Regions from separate parts of the Mus musculus genome. Here regions 1, 2 and 3 are each linked to region 4. A link is a loop called in an ENCODE intact Hi-C map of the cell type or tissue named here. Cell type or tissue: heart. All regions are shown on one strand.

Region 1 (2,500 bases), 100 kb after region 4:
AGCAGAAAAGAAATGGAGTGAGGAAGAGGCCAGCACATCCCAGTGACCTACTGCTTCAGACAGGCCCCATCATCTCCTAAAGTCTCCACTGCTTCTCAGAACTGTGCCTCCAGCTGAGGCTCCAAGCATTCAACTCATAAACCTGTCGGCGACATTTCCATTCAAACCATAACATAATCTGAACTTCATTAAGACTTGTGTTTCATTTACTAGTTTTTATTCATTCCATAAATACGCAGAGAGTGCTCTAACACATGCCAATCACTAGGAGCAGGCTAAAGCATGGCTGCTGCTCTGAGAAAAGACAGTAGCTGGAAAAGCCTGCACAGTCGGCTGTTAAAATGGAACCTGGTAGATGCTGTGCACATCCAAGAGTGACAAAGAGATGGCAGCTAAGCCGACTGGTGGGAATCAGAAACTATTCGTTTTAAAAGGACCAAGAATTAGGGAAGAATTAGGGAAGAATTGGCTCTGAAGTATATAAGTCACTCAAGAGATAGATCGAACTCAGAAAAGTCTCAGCTACTAATCTTTCTGTTGAAACGGGTCTCACAGAATAGTTCAAGCTGGCCTCAGACTTGCAGAACTCCTCAGGCCTCAGCATCTGGAGGGCTAAGATTACGAGCTTCCAGCCTTAATAACAGTGACTGCCCTCTTACACAATGGCTTTGTCTTATGCTGTAAAAACTCTAAGGATCAGGAAACTCGCTAGTAAAATGTCTGCATTCCAAGCTGACGGAGCTGAATGGAGTCCAGCCCCCAGAAGCTACATTTTAGAGGGAAAAGGCAGTCACGGGGTTCTCTCGTAACCTCTGCACTGGGGAGGTAAACCCTGCATTGCTAAAGTTTCCTGGTCAGCCAGCACAACTTGCAGGACAGTGAGAGAGCCTATCTCATTAAAAAAAGAATAGATAATACTTGAGGAACACCACCCAAGCCCTCCAGGGACATGTGCAGGTACATGCATCACATACTCAAACATACACACACAGAATTTCAGGATTTAAGGAGGAAAATGTCTTCAATAACCTTCAACAAGCATTTCCAAAGAATAACAGTTAAATCAGGAATAAATCAGATAGTCTATTTATGTGTATAGCTGTTTTGCTATTTTTTATAGAACAAATACTTTTGGAGGGTTATAAGTCATTAACTGCATAGTATTCTTTATACAAAAATAAAATAACAAAGCAATGAAATAAACAGAATATCTTCAACACATATGCTAGGCCGCAGTTACAGTTGCATGCAGACACTCTCTTGTATGTTTTCGTTTAAGTCTTAATTTACCCGACCCTAATTGCTTTTTAAGAAATTTTATCACAGGGCTGGAGAGATGGTTCAGTGGTTAAGAGAACTCGCTGCCCATCCAGAGGTCCCGAGTTCAATTCCTGGCAACCATATGGTGGCTCACAACCATCTATAGTGAAATCTTGGGCCCTCTTCTGGCATGCAGGTGTACATGCAGATACTCGTACATTAAATAAAAACTCCTTTAAAAAAGGAAAAAAAGAAATTTTATCGTAAGTACTAACTGTAAGATGGCTTAAAATCATTGTATGGTAATATACAAAGTAACTGCCATTCAACCTTCAGACACTTGTGTTTTCCTGTAAGGAAGAGCCTGTCCTTACAAAGGACAACCCTGCACAACTTAAACTGAACTCATTCACAATTCAGTAGTATTATGAATGTGAAAGAAATAACCAAGTATTCATATTATCCTGTTGCTGCCACATCTGGACTAGCCACAGAAAAGCTTTATCTGCTAGAAATGACAGTATTCAGTTTCTGCAGTTTATGCAATTTTAGATATTTTTTAAAGTGCTGGGTCTCTACAAAATAAGTTTCTTATAGTTACAAAAATGTTATAGTTTACAAACCTGACATAGCTTAAACATATAAAGAAGAGTATTTCTAACTAAAGTATAGTATGGCTTCTTTTTATTTACTTTAAAACTTAACTCCCTGTAGAATAAGCACAGAATTCCGTTATACTAGTTTCTATTCTTGGAAAAGAAATGGCTTTTCAAAGCACAGCATTTGGTTTGTATTAGCATGGCATGCAGCTGTATTATTTGCACTGCTGCCCACCATGCAGTACGCGCTCAAAGGACTCCGACGATGGAGGTTCCTATGTAATGCGCACCGAGAGAGTCATGATGGCGACCGGTGGGTGAGGACATGGATAAACCAAGCCACATTTACTCAGAGAAGAAAGCCTACAAAGCTAGAAAGAACTTTTGCCTACACAATGAACAAAACGTACCTTAAACTCCACTGCAGGAAAAGAAAGGAAGTCATAAGCCAATGTGTGCTTTAAAAGGTCAGACACTGTCTACCCAGAGGTGTAGAAACATGATGTGCTCATGAAGACTCTATTCAATTACTGAGCAGTCCTGTACAAACTCATACATTTCAACTCCAAATATGACCTGTTTACGCCAACCAGAGGAAACAGAGCTGCCCGCAGAGACTCTCAGCAGTTAATTAATAATTA
Region 2 (2,500 bases), 530 kb after region 4:
ACATATACAAACATACACCACATCACACATACAACATACCCACACACATACCACACCATACAGACACACCACCATACAAACACATAGCCCACATCATGCACACACATACACACCACACCACACACACCACACTATACACACACATACACCACAACACACATACAACATACCCACACACATACCACACCATATACACACACACCACATCATGTACACACATACACATCACACTATACAAAGATACACACACACCACATCATGTGTACACATATACACCACACCATACAAACACACACACACACACCACTATACACACATTTAGAATTTAAAAAATAAAAAATAAATTCATCATCCAGTGGACGACTTGACTACAGTAGTGGATTTATCACTGTGGCCCAGTTTCCTCTTGGGCTTTATTTACAGCTTAAGAATTTCTTTCTCTACATAAACACAAATCTTTGTATTGTAAATGCTTAAACTAGGCAAATTTGGAATGATACATGGATGTTTCCATACATTTGTTCATATTCCTAAAACTTTTGCTGGTTTCTTCTTCCTCAAAGCACCTATAAATATCTCTGCAGGAAGAAGTGTTAAGAGCAAGCCTTCCAAGATGCTGTGTGCACTCCGCATAATTCTCGTCCAGATTTAAACTGATTCACCATGGAGATGAATAACCTTTTTAAGGGCATGCTGCACCACTGGTAAAGTTTACTTAATTTATTTTGACAGCTGCCTCTAATTGCTTAATAGCACACATTATATGGATAGTAAAAGGCTTAATAACTTAAGATCTCATTGCTATTTCAGATGGAGTGATAGGCATGTATTTGCCAGGCATGTGTGTGTTTATGTGCATGTAGTGTGTAGTGTAGTATGTGTGTGTGATGACCTCTGGCCTCCACTTGCATGTATACACACAAGCACATGCATATATGCAAACATGCACAAACCCATACAAAATAAACTCTAAATAAACTATAATTCTCTCTCTCTCTCTCTCTCTCTCTCTCTCTCTCTCTCTCTCTCTCTCTCTCTCTCTCTCTCTCTCTCTCTCTCACACACACACACACACACACACACACACACACACACAATTGTTCTAGGACTCGCTAGAGAATCCTCACCAAGCCCAGGCACATCTGTGAAGATGAAGGCCACATTGGTGTGATTGGTGTTTCTATACATTAAGGAGCCAGAAAGTCACTGGCCCACCCTCAGAGGCTGGAGAAGTGTTGGAGTCCCACAACCTGTGAGGGAAACGCCTTTGCTTCTAAATCACTTGTGTGTTGGGGATTTATTCAAAGACACTGCAGTTCTCAGATGTGAACATACTGAGTTATATGAGGAATGTCTTCAGCAAGTAAATATTTCCAATTCTCAGCTGTGAAACAAACAATGACTCAAAGGTAGTGTAGGCTAATGTTAATTTGTGTGCATGGGTCTTTTTGTGGGGCTGTCTTATTATTATATGTTAATCTAGCGCCCTCTTGTGCAGTACATTTTAATAACAAAGTTTGAAGATGTATATACTGTGTTTCCATATCCAGGTACTAGAGGGACATAATCATTAGATAATATTACTTTATCTTCTTTTTTATTATCAACATTGTTCAAACAAAAAGACAAAAGACTGAAGATCACCTGCTGTGAGTTGAGGTGAGAGCAAAGGCCACTTTTCAGAATCAAGACAATTCTCTCTTCAAAAGAAAATATTTCATTCTTGATAAGATGATACAATGACAACAGTCCCCCTTCCCTTTCTTCCCACCAACACCTCCCATATGCCCCACCTCACCACTGCATCAGGCAGAGACCATCACAGAAAACCACTACCAATCAAAGGGCAAAGTTGTGGAGCCCAGTCCTAAGGGATAGATCAAGACATTTCTTAAGGAAATCTAACTCACTCTCAAGAGAAATAGGGAAAGTATTTTTGTAGTGCAATATAATGAATGAGTTTTGGCGGATTCTTGGAATTTTAGGGCAAAAGAAAAATGTGTTGCTCCAGTGAGAGGCAAGAAATGGTTGCACTCCTGGCTCCCTGTGTGCATGGAGGCCAGCTACATTGTGCTTGTGCGAGCATGGCCAGCACCAGCTACATTGTATTGTTAGCTCTTCTTGGGAGTAGAGCACCCAACCTGTGTTTCAATTTCAGGAAATGTGATAAGCTAGCAGGAGTGAGCCCCATATGCAACACCATCCTCTGGGTAGTGACTTCCAGAGGTCACAGCTTCAGGCTTTTCTCTCCATCACTGACACGGCTTGAGTACATTGAAGTCCTGCTGTGCTCCCAGGAACTCGAGAGTGCAATCCTCCATTTTGTTTTGTTTTGAGACGAGGTCTTACTATCTAACTAATCCAAGATACCTTAAACTCTTTTCATCCTGCCTTAGCATCCTAGAATCGCAGGCCACCGCAGCCTGCAGAATGTGGCCTTAACTGGAGACAGGGTCTTTATGGGTGTAGTTAAGTTAAAATGAGGTAATTTGGATGGGCT
Region 3 (2,500 bases), 55 kb after region 4:
ATCTACTTGTATACTAGAGACAAAGAATAAATGTTCTGTGCACACATGTAGCTACTCGTATATTAGGAACAAACAATAAATGGTCATGTGCACACGGGTAGCTACTTGTGTACTAGGGGCCGAACGGGAGACTCTCCAAGAGAAACAGAATGTGAGAAGTGAGAGAGAGTGAGATGCAGTACAGGAGAAAGGAGTTCTCACGGAGCCCAAGTTCCATGAGATGAAGGACTTTCGCACTGCATGAGAATAGATTCCCACTCTGAGAGAGCAGCAGAGCCATCTTGCCGTGCCACACAGCTCCAACACAGAAACAGCATGGACACAGACAACTGCCAGGCTACTCCAACTCGGAAGCATGAAACTCATTTCCTAGCGCACGGAGTTTAATCCCTCTAATGCTCAAAGTAACTGATTTTTTCAAATCTATCTGAAATATTCTACAGATCAACCTCATCCCACACAGACTGCTTAAAAACCTATGTGCTTAAAACTTCCTTTACAGAAGTCTTTTCATGGGCCTTCAAGATGCCAGCAAGCCTGCACTACGCATTTGACCCTTGGACTCATGCGGTGAAAGAAATGTCTCTAAGCTCCCACCCACCCCTTGGCACGCTGCACACACCTTCTATGCACTTAGGTAAATGCACTTAGGTAAATGCACTTGCTTGTTCCTTTCCCCTCCCAACCTCAGGACAGAGCAGAAACATGTCCAACAGAACACTACCGTGCAGGGATGCAAACAGCCGCGGCTACTCTGTGCTGAGGGAAGGAAAACACTGCACGCACCACTTGTCTCAAAGTAGAGAGCTGTTTTGAAAGGGAAGAGAAGACAGACAGGGAAGGCCAGACAATCACATATAAATGCTCCTGGTCGCTTTCAGCGGCTTCCTCTTCAGGAAAGCAGCAGCCAGCCGGTCTCATAAGCACAGAGATGTCACACTTCCTGTCCACACCTCCTCGCCGGCCACATCTGCTACCATGTGCCCATAAAGAGGGACATTTTTGTGAGATGAGTAAAACTCCATGTCCCCAGTGCAATGTCATACATCCGGTGGCTTCCCAATAATACTTTTATGTTGTTCCTAGCATCTAGGGAACATTTATTAGATGCTCATCAAGTAATACTTTATGGAAAAGAAAAATATACTAACGGGTTTTCAGAGCAGGATCAAACCCATCATCTCTCATGATTTTTTTAAAAAAGATTTATTTATTTATTAATGTAAGTACACTGTAGCTGTCTTCAGACACACCAGAAGAGGGAGTCAGATCTCATTATGGATGGTTGTGAGCCACCATGTGGTTGCTGGGATTTGAACCCAGGACCTTCAGAAGAGCAGTCAGTGCTCTAACCACTGAGCTATCTCTCCAGCCCCCATCTCTCATGATTTTAACGGATACCATAAAATGTACTTTTTATGAGCTCACTGCAGCTACCCTCTTCATAGTATGCTCATCCAACTGGAACACTTGGTATCCACTTCTCGGTATCAAGTGGTAATCAATAACCAGTTACCTATTTCTGTGTAAATAAACTTACTCCTATGGCAACAAAATAACAACTCTGTTTCTAGAGGCTCTTCCCAAATAAGCTACAGACAAATCCACCAAGGTTAACTGCATGGGATAAACACACAGGCTGCAGACGCTGCATTTTAATAGGTCATAAGACAAAAGCTTGTCAAAGTCAATCAATGCCCCAGACTATGACAAGTCCACCAAGCTGGGGCCTGCTTTCAAATCCTCTTCTGTGTAAGCCCAGGAATGCTGCAATGTAAACACACCGGCTGGGGGAGGGGGACTCCCTCATTACAGCAGGGCAATCCCTGTGGTGTTAACAGAACCACAGAGATCACCAGTCAGTCACCGCATACCACTTTCTATTGTTAGGGAGTAGCAATAGAACCAGTTGGAGTTTCTCTTCATTTTTAAAGAGTCCTAGATGAGTAAATTATATAAAGATAAAACAAAACTTACTTAATCCCATATAAATGTCAGAATCTAAGCAAATGAGTGAATTTCCTCAGTAAGGCAAAATTAGGTATTTAGAAACAAAAGACAGAGAACAACATTATGAAAACAGCATACAGTTCTTGACGACAGAAACTGTAGATGCTGAAGCTGTGGGAATTCCCATCTCTAAGAGCTAAAGAACAATTCCCTTTCGTCAGATCCTATAGGGAAATTCTATAAATTAGTACTACACTGAGATTTTCACCCTTAATGTGGGGGGAAAAACCCAACAACTATGCAGCAGGCCACGGCCTTCACAGTGCATTAAAAAAGACTTGAACCTCATGCGGTTCCTCAGGCAGGAGGTGTGAGCCAAGGGTAAGGCAGGAGGACAGGGGGATGACATAAACCAGCCTCACCGTGACTCACCGCTGCATCTGAAACAGCTACTTGTGTTAGATAACCCACACAACTCAGCATTTGCCTAGAAAAATGCAAATAACTAAACAAAACTTGGGCCACTAAAATACACATATGCATGCATGCA
Region 4 (2,500 bases):
ATCCCCTGCTGTTTGATACACTGTCCTGTGGCATGTGTCTGTGGTGGCCACAGAGGCTGTCAGTGCTTGCAAGAATTCCTACAGTATCAGCAGATGCTTCAGCAGTTAATAGTTCCTTTACACGTTCATTCTGCATGTCACTACAGTTTTCAAAGCCAGAGCTAAAAAGGCACAGTGTATCAAAAGGATGATCCAGGCTGTGTGTGTGTGTGTGTGTGTGTGTGAGGGGGAGAGGGAGAGGGAGAGGAAGTGTGTGTGTGGGAGAGAGAGAGAGAGAGAGAGAGAGAGAGAGAGAGAGAGAGAGAGAGAGAGAGACTCTGTGTGTATGTGTGTGTGTGTGAGAGAGAGGGGGGGGGAGTGTGTGTGTGTTTGTGTGTGTGATCTACTTCCAATGTTACATATAAAATAATGCTTTGTGCAAGCATGGAAATGATTTGTGAGGAGCTCAAAAGTTCTTTAGTCAAGTGACTGGTAACCACTTGAAATGACTTTAGTAACAAAATAACAAAACTGACAGACTAAGGAATGCCTCAGTTCATTAGCTATAGTGTAAGCACAAACAAGGCAGAGACAGCATATAATCCTGCACTTATTCACAGCTTTGTATTATTAGTGGATTCATTTTAAAAAATTAAATTAATGTAATAAAAGACAGGGATTACCTTTAAAATTGACTAGTAATAAAATACGCAATTTCAAACCACATGGCTTTTATCATTGTTAAGTCAACTGATAATAAACTAAGAAAACAGGAAATGCCAGTACATTGCTTTCTTATTTTTGTATAATCTACTCTGTTCTTGCATTAGTATAATTTACACGGAAACAAATATTTTACTCTGAAAAATAATAAAAACAAGGTTAGAAATCACAGTGCAAAGTAGCAGCCTCCATTTGAAACATAGAAGATTGTAAGCGTAGGTTACACAACAACAAGAAATTCTGACGTCTTAACTACTAAAGGCAGCAGAGAGTCTCTGATCTGAGCATCCTACACAGCAGCACAAGTGCTAATAGGCCATACCTTTCCCTCAGCGGGCAGGGGTGTAGCTTTTGTTGGGCTTTTGCTGTCCCTCCGGCCATCCTGGATGGTAGTATAGCTGATAACTCCAGGGCCAGGCACTGAGCCCTCTCCAGGAGGGCTTTGGTCCACAACACCAATCGGGGCTAATCAGAAGAGAAGTTGAAATACATTAGACCAGTGAATGTAAAGCTTTGAAGAACAGAACCCCTTAACCAAATGTAGCTAGACCATAGTGTTTGAACTTTGGATATATCAATATGTAATATAAACTTATTTTTAAACTAATACAAAACTCTACTAATAGTCTGAGTTTTTAAAAATCCATCCAGTAAATCAGATTTTTGAGCATGTGGCTCACCAGGTACTTGGCCAGTAGGAGGAGCTCTCGGCCCAACTGCAGAATTACAATGTCACCAATACTCTCTCTCATAGTCAGGCAGAACCAACTGTGTGCTGCTGTCCTTTCTCTCACAGTAAGGTAGAACCTACTGTGTGCTGCTGTTCTCTCTCTCAGTGAAGCAGAACCTACTGTGTGCTGCTGTCCTCTCTCTCAGTGAAGCAGAACCTACTGTGTGTTGCTGTCCTCTCTCTCTCAGTGAGACAGAACCTACTGTATGTTGCTGTCCTCTCTCTCTCAGTGAGACAGAACCTACTGTGTGCTGCTGTCCTCTCTCTCACATTGTAGCAGAACCTACTGTGTGCTGCTGTCCTCTCTCTCTCTCAGTGAGGCAGAACCTACTGTACTAGTGTTTTTGTCATAGTGTTGGATCACCTCAAGAGTCAGCAAGCCAAGTGACAAGTCTCTCTACCAGAGACTCCTCCTGAACAATGAAATACCCCTCAGGTCTTTTCCTCCTTATAAAAAGTGCTTTACTTTTTACACCCCGTGGTCTGCTTTTTTCCATGCACCAAGAAAAATTCCAATAAACAAAAAACCCAGAGGGCCGGAAACTGTTAAAGGATGGTGTGTGTAAGCCATCAGTTCAACAAGGGGTCTACCCTTTCAATCTTTGTTCTACACAGTACCAAACACTCCACACCCCTCGCCTGTCCCGCCACGACCTGCCCCTTTCCTAGCCCTGCTTTTGCATCAAATGATACTTCTTCTTAGACCCATTTGCTTTAGTCAGGAACCTCAAATTCTAGAACATCACCCTTTAATACTAGCAAGTCAAACAGGGCCCTTGAATGTATTTTCAAAATCCACACAAATTGTTACAACATTAAAATGAGTTCACATCTTACATTATACCTATTTATTTCCTAAAGCTGGTTTTTGCTTGTTTTTGCTAAGGTTTTACTAATTTTCCAGTGTAGAAGCATATAATTATGCATACCTCTTTGACTTATTATACAATTTTAAGCACTTGCTGCCATCACAAATTATGACAAAATGAAAAATCTGACCAAAAGATAGTTTCAACTATACTAATACTGAAATATGAGTCAATATAAAATTAAAAATTACAAAGCCAA

Evidence for each region. Hi-C counts contacts between places; a loop is a spot of excess contacts. Peaks named below come from ENCODE experiments on the same cell type or tissue, not always from the same donor. Only the 100,000 strongest peaks of a DNase experiment are listed, where the experiment ranks them.
Region 1: a loop joins it to region 4, with 2.3 times the contacts of the local background. A loop is called at or near these places in 4 of 42 quality-filtered maps.
Region 2: a loop joins it to region 4, with 5 times the contacts of the local background. A loop is called at or near these places in 4 of 42 quality-filtered maps.
Region 3: it touches region 4 in a loop (2.1-fold over the local background); 3 of 42 quality-filtered maps call a loop at or near these places.

What each region holds. Positions count from the first base shown.
Region 1 is chr10:25,384,180-25,386,679 of GRCm38, reverse strand. All of the region lies in intron 1 of Epb41l2 (erythrocyte membrane protein band 4.1 like 2), which reads right to left. Among named protein-coding and RNA genes, the nearest start is that of Epb41l2, 26 kb to the right of the region's middle. In heart, a CTCF peak has its summit at 1,444 (motif pointing left); no DNase peak of the experiment used is centred here; H3K27ac peaks cover 970 bases.
Region 2 is chr10:24,960,245-24,962,744 of GRCm38, reverse strand. No RefSeq gene overlaps it. Among named protein-coding and RNA genes, the nearest start is that of Gm36228, 1.6 kb to the right of the region's middle. In heart, a CTCF peak has its summit at 1,497 (motif pointing left); no DNase peak of the experiment used is centred here; H3K27me3 peaks cover 411 bases.
Region 3 is chr10:25,432,999-25,435,498 of GRCm38, reverse strand. All of the region lies in intron 1 of Epb41l2 (erythrocyte membrane protein band 4.1 like 2), which reads right to left. Among named protein-coding and RNA genes, the nearest start is that of Epb41l2, 74 kb to the right of the region's middle. In heart, no CTCF peak of the experiment used is centred here; DNase peaks (open chromatin) are centred at 948 and 2,368; H3K4me3 peaks cover 1,026 bases; H3K27ac peaks cover 2,225 bases.
Region 4 is chr10:25,487,618-25,490,117 of GRCm38, reverse strand. Epb41l2 (erythrocyte membrane protein band 4.1 like 2) reads right to left here. Exons shown (of 20, transcript NM_001199265.1): 12 at 1,025-1,167. Among named protein-coding and RNA genes, the nearest start is that of Smlr1, 47 kb to the left of the region's middle. In heart, a CTCF peak has its summit at 1,378 (motif pointing right); a DNase peak (open chromatin) is centred at 1,437.